4 separate regions of the Homo sapiens genome follow, and all the other regions are linked to region 3. A link is a loop called in an ENCODE intact Hi-C map of the cell type or tissue named here. Cell type or tissue: Panc1. All regions are shown on one strand.

Region 1 (2,500 bases), 1.3 Mb after region 3:
AGTGAAAAAGTACAATTTGGTCTAAACATAAACTGTTTGGTGTCTTACTATTCAGCAATTATAAAAAGAAAAATTAAACATCTCTTTGATTTTGAAATAATGGCTTTAAATGTCATCCTTACCTTTCCAAATTAGAATTTGTCTTTTTACTGTCTTAATCTTAGCTTTGTATACATGCTGGGGGTGGGCTGAGGAGCTAGGAAAAATCCTCTTTTTCTTTTTTACTTCTTCATCCAATGTTCAAAAGTTGAAATTTTTTTTAAAAAATAGATATGTCTGAATGAGAATATGAGACATTTTGGTCTAAGTCATGTGCAGCACTTCAAACATTTCATTTGTCTTCTCATAGAGGTCTGAGAGGTGAGCCACTGGATACTATTTAAGCATGCATTCTTCACATTCATAAATAACTGTCATTTGTGATTCTGTTATATCTATGTTGCTACCTATCATAGCCCCTGCCATTAGCCTGTAGAGTTACAAACAAGAGTGGTAAGGCAGAGAGATGTCAGAGAGATGTAATCTCATGACCGTTAAATCCATAAAAATTCCTGCAAGTAGCCTTAGCTTCTGGGGAGATCATCTGCTTGCTCTGAATTAAAAGCAGCATCGAGTAATTGAAGGATTTCCTTTGACTGTACCTCAGCTAGAAATTATTTAGTGTCAATAAAAAATTTTGTTCTGGTAAGTTTTCAGCATGATTCTAAAGCAATTCAGTAGCACAGCCGTCATTTCAAAACAATGTAATGGAATTCAATGAATGCTCTTCAGCACAGACTACATTATCACAATTAATGCATATATACAAAATAGAAGTAAATTATCTAAACAGTAGGCTATGACACTCCTGCCTTTGAGGAAAAAGATATATGAAAGTTAAATATCATTTCAAGACTTATGTCATAAAGTCCCTACAGTGGAATAAATTTGCTTTCTTCTGTTGAGGGCCATTGAATGCAATATTTATGGCTTTTTTTCTTAATATACCTTAGTAGTTATCAGGTGAATCCTTTAGTGATCAAAATTTTACTGCCCAAAGTTCTGTTAACATTCACCAAAATTTTATTTCACCGTTTACCTACATAATAGAATTAGTCTAGTTGGGAACACATGGGGTAAAAAGGTCCAATATTTAAAGCAATACTCCACCTTGTGGTAGAGTATGAAAAATGCATAGAAATTCCTTCAACAACAAATAAATGATTACAAATCTATTGACTCTGAAATAGAAGCTTTTCCTTGACTTTCTCTCTTTGAAGAAATACCAGAAAATGTATTGATTTTTAAATAATGACTTCTCAACTATTGACTACTCAAGAGCAAAATTTCACCTAATTTGAAGAAAAAAAAACTTTGAGAAGAACAAAACACTGATACTAGGTAATATCATGGACTAATTTTAATATGCATATTTTGATTAAAAATACATTTTAAATTAAAAACACAAGTGCTGGGTTAGTTTTCTCTAAGGAAAACCAAGGCATAGACTAGAAGAAATCTTAGAAAATTTCAAATTAAAAACTAAATGTATATGTATATATCATATAATATAAATAATTTTATACACCATAAGGAAAAACGTACTTGATAACAATGGTATTATGTTTACAGTGAAAAGAAATCCAATATTTAAAAGAAAAGTGGAAGAAAAAGTTATTCTGGAAATGTTGATAGCCATTACCATTTTAAAATCTGATATTAATCATTTTTAATTTAATAGTAAAAATATCTAGAAGTTTTAAGGGTGTTTTTATAAATATCAATTATTATTTTGTTTTGTTTTTTCTTTTTTAAGGAATACAATCTCTAACATAAATATATACTGCATAAACAAATTTTTCTTGGATGCTAGACTAAAGAAAGAATACCTGTTAAGAGAGCTGAGTTTTCTTTCAGGGAAAAAAATTAAATCTGTGGGTTGTAGAAGTTATTGGTTTCAAATTATTGCCATTAATTGTGGGCCAACAACTACTGCCAGCCACTGACTGATTCCTTTTCTTATACTATTTCTAGAACTTTAACATCCCTACAAGACAAATATTATTGTCCCCATTTGAGAGATGAGAAAACAGAGGTTCAGAATTAAGTAATCCACCCAAAGGTTTGAACCTAATTCTGCCAAGGCTCACACCCATGCACTCCTTCATGCAATCTTTCCATTTGCATAGCAAGGACAAAGTGTCTTATTTACAAAACTAAGCGAATTTTAAAAATTATCTGAGAAGGACTAATTTTTTTAACAAACAAATGAGAAATAACATTTTAAATGAATGATTAAGCTGATATTGCTGTTATTAATGAAGTTTTAAAAACACTTGGACTATGTATGTATATATGTAAATGTCTGAGTCCAACAATGAGTCTAACAGTGCAAGAATTAAAAGGTAAGCTTTATCTTAGGTCAGTATAAATTAGCCTTGTAAAAAATATTAAGTCTGATTTTAAATGTCGTAATAAAAACCAAGATGAACAAATTGAGTAAGATCCAGTGGGAGTCTCC
Region 2 (2,500 bases), 140 kb after region 3:
TGAGTGAATTTCAATGATTGTTTTTCTTAATATAAGAAGTTCTTGTTCTGATCTCACCACAAAAAAAATGGTAACTAGCTGAGATGATAGATTTGTAGCTTGATTATGGTAATTATTTCACAAGGTATAGGTGTATCAAATCATCAAATTGTACACCTGAAATATAAAGAATCTTGATTTGTCAAATATACCGCAATTTAAAAAATGTTCTTTACATAAATGTTTTGTAGAATAAAAAAAAAAAAAGTTCTTCAAAAGAAATCTCAAATCTCCAAATGGAAACAGGTAAAAGTGGAGCTCCCCTGGTTCCACGGAGAACCTTTTTTGAGGAAACTTAGGCAACTCGCAGGTACCTTATGTCATGAGACAGAGTTTGAAAACTACAATTGACTATCTCTAAATTTCCTCCCAGGTCTAAAATGTGATGATAGTTACTACTTCAGTACATCATCCTTAAGGAAAATTATTAGGTCCACACTGTTTCTATCCTTTGAATTTTACACATAAATTTTGTAATCAAAAGTTTATTTGTAATATCAGATGGAATCAGATAATTGCTTTTTGTTTTTTCCACTGACAGGAACATAAGATTTTGTTGTGTAGCTTAAGTCAAACGCAGTTTGGAATATATATTTTTTAAAAATTGTAACTTACATATCCAAATACAATTTTTCAAGAAGTAGAGTATTCAGTAGAAATTAATCTGTGAAAGAAGAGGAATTCAGCAGTGGCCTATTTGATGAATGATTTAACGTGCTTATTTCTTCCCTTTCATCAAAACTCTGTGTCCCCTTGTTTGCCCCCTCTGACTTCATACTCTGGAGTTGACCAAGATCCCTCTTCCATCGGATTGTTCTGGGAATTTTGAAATAATCTGCTTTTTCCTCTCTTTCCCCTGTTGCTTCTGATGCCTTAGAATTACATTTTCCTCGCTGATTTAGTTTAGAAAAGAGAAAAGAGCTTCCATGACTAGTAGATTATCACTTTTGGGTTTGCTCTTGGAAGTGACAAGATGCTAGGATCCCTCTTTGGAATGTAAAATTTATCTCTTATATAGAAAGGATATAAATGTAGCACCAGAGACTATAAAACTCTGATACTATCTACTGTACTGTATAGCTGAACGCCACAATGTGTCTGGTAATCTATTGACTATCATAAATGCTATTTCTACAGAAAAGTTAGGAGGTCCATATTTCGGGCAACCAATGTATAGCTGAATGCAGAACAGTCATAGTTGGGTACTAACCATATATATGATTTATCCATCAACAGGTGCATATGCTCAGAAATTCTGTATCCATAAGAAATCAGACTACTTTCTTTTCCTTTTGCAAGTAAATTGAATTTAGCCTGAGAGGCTGAGGGGAAATTTTCACATATAAGCCACGGTTTTGTGTTTTGTGTTTTGTTTTGTTTATAGATATAGTACTAACTGGATGGATGCGATAAAATTCATAGGTGGTACTAAGATACAATAGGATTTGTGAAATGGACAATTGTCTTGCATAAATAGCAAGTAAAAAATCAAGCCTGTCCTTCATAAAAATTTTATTCTGGGGTGTGCTTGTTTTCCAAAAGTACCTCTGCTAAATCTCCTGTTAGTCCTGAAACTAGAAGGCAGAAAAGCTTCTAGTGCTACAGCCAACTGCAGTGTAGCCTGAGAAACAGGCAACAAAAATAGAACACCAGGATTGCTGTGCGTGGGTGAGGCAGAAACCACATTATGAGCAAAAGCTTCCAGTATTATTTTAGAACCAATACAGAGCTCTGTACTTCTCTCCTCTCTCTTCCAAAAACACATACTACAAAAATAAAATGAAATGAAATGTATGTGCATTTGCCCTCTTAGAATTATGATTCTTAATTTTTTTTCTTGCCTTCCTTTCTTTGGAAGCGAATCGCCAGTATGGAAACACAGTGTGTAAAGCAAGCTTCGAGAGAGGAAAGAGTTAATTGGTTTTAAGGCCCTGCGATAGAGAATTATGGTTGGAAAGATAGAGGCTGGACAGCTGGGTTTGCTGGGGTATTTTTAAATGCATTAATGCAGGCTCCAATCACTCGGCCATGCTTGACCTATTTTTGGCTCAGGCCGACCATTGTTCTATTTCTGTGCCTGTGGGCCATGCTGTTGTTGATTCATATGCAAATGGATTATCACTCGCTTTAGCCAACTTGAGCTGAGAGAGACTGAGAAAGGGGGAAGAGAGGCACAGACACAGATAGGAGAAGGGCACCGGCTGGAGCCACTTGCAGGACTGAGGGTTTTTGCAACAAAACCCTAGCAGCCTGAAGAACTCTAAGCCAGGTTTAATTGGTTTCTTTTTCTCGTGGGTAGACTTAATAATTTTCTACGTATTCTGACAAAGAAATAACCCCGAAGCACGTTCCTATTTCCCACCTGCTTGTAGTTTCCGGGATAACCTAAACTCCAGAGAGCTATAGCATCCACTCTGTCCTTTCTGCTTTGCACACAGGTTGGTAACATGGGAAAAGTGTC
Region 3 (2,500 bases):
TCTCCCAGAGTTTTAATATTTTTTAAGTTTCCTATGTGTTATGAATTGTAAAATAAAACAAAAATCCCCCAAAACAAAAAAAGACAGCTATATTAAAAGTATCAACTTTATTTTAAATCTTATTAATGCTTTTTATAATGGGAGGGAAGATATATATATTTAAATGACCATGTAAAGCAAAGTGAGGAAGTTAGGAACCAGGACGCTGAAGCTAAACTGAAGTTGAATCTCAGCTCTATCATGTCCCAGCTCTGTGATTTTGTTAATCTCTCAAAATCTGCCTCATCTGTAAAAAAAGGTGAATGATAGTAAAACTATCTGTTGCATAGCTGTTGTGATTATTAAATGAGTTAGCATTTGCAAAGCCCTACATAAATATTTGCTGTGTAGATAATGTTTAATTTTGTCAAGAACTTTTAAAAGATGTGTTTTGAGTCATTCATACAGGCACACACACAGGTTATTACAATTTTATCAAGAAATTATTAGCCTTGTCTTAAATCTCAAAAAATTTGAATTGACGGTGAATATGTGGAAAGTGACAATATACAAGGTTATCCACTATTGGAAGGTGTGTGTGGAACAGAACAGAACTAGATCACATAGCTGTGGAGAACAAAAGCTCAAGAAGAAAAAAATTCAAAATGAGTTTATATTTTTCTCACAATAACTGTGGGCACCCTTCAAGCTTCAGTTAAGTGATGACAACATAATTAGACAGTAAAATATTCTGTTTCTGAACTGTTCTTTGTGTGACCTTCAGTTATCTCTGAGGATCCTCAGGTTTCTTAAGGTTTCCTTAGGCTGTCTGTTTAATCTGATTTTTCTGAAAAATGTACATGAATAAATAGGCCCTCCAACCAAAAATATTAATATTTAACATTTAGCCAAAGAGGTAGCAAATATTATTTTCAAACAAAATGAAGTAAGATAGAAGAGCTGAGACAATATAATATTCTGCTTAGAGGGAAACAGTAGGTTGCCACTGATTTTTAGTCCTGTGTTTTGAAAACTATTTGAGATAGAAGGACTAAAATTGCAATGAAGATTACTGCAACACAGTTACTTGGTCCTCCTATCATTAATTGATTAAAGGTAATTGCCAGGGAGTCACCTCTGGAGGGCAGTGCAGTCTTATATTTGTTGCAGGAGCTCCAGGTACCTTTAAATTTTCCAGAAGTTCATTTCAAAGATTCTTGGCCTTGTGAGATGTGAGTCATTCCCCGTTTTAAATACTCAAAGGGAACGTAAAGGTGAAAACAAACTCTTTTTCGTTATGATGGTTAGCATGCTAGATTCAGGGAAAATGACGGGAAATAGGACTTACCATATAGAGTTAGTGAATCTCGGTGTGCAAATAAGGAGCTGGCTGATGTTTGTTTTTTTCCCCCCTTTTCCCCACTTTGGTTCAGATACTTGTGAACCTCCATTTCATGATCCTTGTTTTTGTCTCTGTCTTACTCTAAAATACAAATCTGTATCTTCTAAGAAAATCTTTTAACAGCCTCACCATATAGGGTGTTGCAGAAGGTCAGCTCGGCGGCCAGCAAAATATCTTCCAGTACCTTAACAAATCAGCAAAATATTTTGAGAAATGCTTTACTTTTATGAACAAATACCCTGCTAGTTATTGGATTTGTCATAGCATCTAAGGTTTCTCTCATAACCATACTGACCTTCATGTGCTATTGTATTACAAAACCAACTCTTTATGTAATCAAACCTAAGGAAGAATGCTTAATTAGCTATACATGACCCTGTGTTATGATACAGGCATACAAAAGTTATTTTCTTCAGCACTATCTAGCTATTGTACAAAGAAACTTCTTTATAAAGTAAGACATGGGATATTTGATGTCTCAGGAGTAAAGTAATATTGGGATTTTTTTTTTTCCTCTGCAAGCTGTTTGAGAGCTTTCAGCAGGGGGATACCGTATTTAAAGGTAGCCTAAGATCTCATAACTCCATGTGTCACAAAAACTGTGTAGGTTATGAAAGACTTTTCTCGTGAGCAAAACAACTGTGCTTTTTAGCTCTAAATCATGACATAGTCTTGTTATACCACAAAGAATTAAAGAATGTTAAGTAAATGACTTTCTTCCCTCCCTCTGTGCCTCTGAGGATAGTTATTAATGCCGATTCTTGCTGCTGAGTGATCCTGAAGCTACTGTGGCAACCTTTTTATTCCCTGAGTGCAAATGAATCCTCTATGAGGTAATTGAAGGAAATTGATGACATTATTTGCTGTATCTTGGGTATCAACAGCATATAAATGAAAAACACAGCAGAATGCCTGGCCTGTGTTACCACATTGACCTACACATTTGGATCTGAAAGATCTCGAGCTATTTTCTGCCTAAGCAGACTTTGCACCTTTGTGTTTTATAGTGAAGTAGCAGGTACACAACTTTTTAAAATCATGAACTCCTAGCATTGGATTACCACCACCTGGTGTAAGGGATAGGTTTTATAGAAACACAAAGAGCATGGACTTATTCTT
Region 4 (2,500 bases), 310 kb after region 3:
TGCATTCATGTTTATGGTGGTAGTATTATAAGTGTGCTGCTAGTTACAATAATTGGCATGTTGCTTACATAGGCACTGACTTAGCAGAAAACTTAGCAACTCTTGAAAACACAGTTCAAGGTCTGCAGATGATTTGGTCCACAGGGCCACTGTGAAATAAAACAAATGACCAGTGTGAGACAAAATAATCTTGAGACTTTTTCCCCATTTATTGAGCTTTCATGTTATGATATTTTGCTATTGTTTAAGTTAGGCATATTGTCAGTTATCTTTTAAAATCATTAAGCAGTTAATTCATTGACTTCTGAAAACTAAGTTCAATCTAATTTATAAAATAAATAAAATGTCTAAATAATGATTTCCAAATTAAAAAATAATTTCCTGATTCTTTTCTAATATTTAATTTCCATTTGAGTCTGTTCATAAAACATCTTATTGTTAATTTTTTTTAAATCATACACCTCTTTAAAGTTCAGAATATCAAAATAAATATTTCTAGTTCTTACAAATATATATAAGAAGATGCTTTTTCATTTGACTGTCGTTTCTCTGTATAGGTACAAGAAAATTAGACAAAGACTATTAGCATTTGTGTTCTGGCTTTCATAGCGTTTAACATTCGTTGAAAAATGATATTGACAACATTTTTTATCACCCCCTTTATCTTTTGAGAAAAGTATTATTCCCAGGTTCAACTTTCAAAACATGTCCTTTTGAAAGTTTCAGGGTTTCCATGGATAGTTTATTTACCTTTTTCTACACCATGTTCTAACTGCATTAAAGAGTGATCCATTAAAAAGAAAAAACAATCCAACACTTAAAGACCTTATTCACTGCCTACTGGACCCATACAATATGGAATAATGGGACTACTTTAGATTTAGTATTACTGAGGAAACTTGTTGCCTACAAGTTCATTCTGAAATTTATGTTCAATGATTAGAAATCACAGTGTATGAGTTATTAGAAATCAAAGTGTAATTTGCTTCTCTGTTACCATGAAGAACTACTGAATTTTGAACCCCTGAACACTCTCTTCTAGCTGCTTTCGAAATCTATTGAACAACTGAAGCAACCAGGCAGTCACCTTGAGGAAGCAGAGGAAGAGCTTCAGGGGGACCAGGCGATGCAGGAAGACAGAGCGCCCTCTAGTGGCAACAGCACTAGGAGCGACAGCAGTGCTTGTGTGGATGACACACTGGGACAAGTTGGGGCTGTGAAGGTCAAGGAGGAACCAGTGGACAGTGATGAAGATGCTCAGATCCAGGAAATGGAATCTGGGGAGCAGGCTGCTTTTATGCAACAGGTAATAGGCAAAGATTTAGCTCCAGGATTTGTAATTAAAGTCATTATCTGAACATGAAATGCATTGCAGGTTTGGTAAATGGATATGATTTCCTATCAGTTTATATTTCTCTATGATTTGAGTTCAGTGTTTAAGGATTCTACCTAATGCAGATATATGTATATATCTATATAGAGGTCTTTCTATATACTGATCTCTATATAGATATCAATGTTTCATTGAAAATCCACTGGTAAGGAAATACCTGTTATACTAAAATTATGATACATAATATCTGAGCAGTTAATAGGCTTTAAATTTATCCCAAAGCCTGCTACACCAATTACTTCTAAAGAAAACAAATTCACTGTTATTTTGAGTTTATGTGTTGAGATCAGTGACTGCTGGATAGTCTCCCAGTCTGATCAATGAAGCATTCGATTAGTTTTTGATTTTTTGCAACATCTAGAATTTAATTTTCACATCACTGTACATAATGTATCATACTATAGTCTTGAACACTGTTAAAGGTAGTCTGCCCCTTCCTTCCTCTCTCTTTTTTTAGTTAAGTAGAAATGTTCTGGTCACCATGCCAGTAGTCCTAGGTTATTGTGTAGGTTGCAATTGAACATATTAGGAATACAGGTGGTTTTAAATATATAGATGCAAATTGCAGCACTACTTTAAATATTAGATTATGTCTCACATAGCACTGCTCATTTTACTTTTATTTTGTGTAATTTGATGACACTGTCTATCAAAAAAGAGCAAATGAAGCAGATGCAAATGTTAGTGAGAAGTAATGTGCAGCATTATGGTCCAATCAGATACAATATTGTGTCTACAATTGCAAAAAACACAGTAACAGGATGAATATTATCTGATATCAAGTCAAAATCAGTTTGAAAAGAAGGTGTATCATATTTTATATTGTCACTAGAATCTCTTAAGTATAATTCCATAATGACATGGGCATATACCGTAACATTCTGGCAAATAACAATTAGAAAAGATAGGTTTAACAAAAAAATTTACTTGTATATAATGCACCTTCAGGAGGACTATGTCCTTTGATGCTATAAAATACAAACAACTTTGAAGGCAACAGAAGACACTGTTTATTCAAGTCAGTTCTTTGTCAGGTTCCTGCTGTTCTCCTACAGAAAAGTGATTCTGTGAGGGTGAACAGGAAATGCCTTGTGGAAACAGGAAGTC

What was found. Hi-C counts contacts between places; a loop is a spot of excess contacts. Peaks named below come from ENCODE experiments on the same cell type or tissue, not always from the same donor. Only the 100,000 strongest peaks of a DNase experiment are listed, where the experiment ranks them.
Region 1: it touches region 3 in a loop (11-fold over the local background); 40 of 110 quality-filtered maps call a loop at or near these places.
Region 2: a loop joins it to region 3, with 2.3 times the contacts of the local background. A loop is called at or near these places in 41 of 110 quality-filtered maps.
Region 4: a loop joins it to region 3, with 4 times the contacts of the local background. A loop is called at or near these places in 76 of 110 quality-filtered maps.

The regions. Positions count from the first base shown.
Region 1 is chr7:19,664,465-19,666,964 of GRCh38, forward strand. The region is part of intron 4 of LOC105375180 (a long non-coding RNA gene); the gene reads left to right. Among named protein-coding and RNA genes, the nearest start is that of MIR3146, 40 kb to the right of the region's middle. In Panc1, CTCF peaks have their summits at 1,117 and 1,322; a DNase peak (open chromatin) is centred at 1,123; H3K27ac peaks cover 2,434 bases.
Region 2 is chr7:18,493,547-18,496,046 of GRCh38, forward strand. HDAC9 (histone deacetylase 9) reads left to right here and starts at 2,203. Exons shown (of 26, transcript NM_178425.4): 1 at 2,203-2,477. RefSeq lists an enhancer at 1,932-1,981. In Panc1, no CTCF peak of the experiment used is centred here; no DNase peak of the experiment used is centred here; H3K4me3 peaks cover 926 bases; H3K27ac peaks cover 2,060 bases.
Region 3 is chr7:18,351,387-18,353,886 of GRCh38, forward strand. It overlaps a transcript of HDAC9 not described here. Among named protein-coding and RNA genes, the nearest start is that of HDAC9, 140 kb to the right of the region's middle. In Panc1, CTCF peaks have their summits at 1,103 (motif pointing right) and 1,306; a DNase peak (open chromatin) is centred at 1,185; H3K27ac peaks cover 1,985 bases.
Region 4 is chr7:18,665,171-18,667,670 of GRCh38, forward strand. HDAC9 (histone deacetylase 9) reads left to right here. Exons shown (of 26, transcript NM_178425.4): 12 at 1,043-1,306. Among named protein-coding and RNA genes, the nearest start is that of HDAC9, 170 kb to the left of the region's middle. In Panc1, a CTCF peak has its summit at 1,152 (motif pointing left); a DNase peak (open chromatin) is centred at 1,151; H3K27ac peaks cover 463 bases.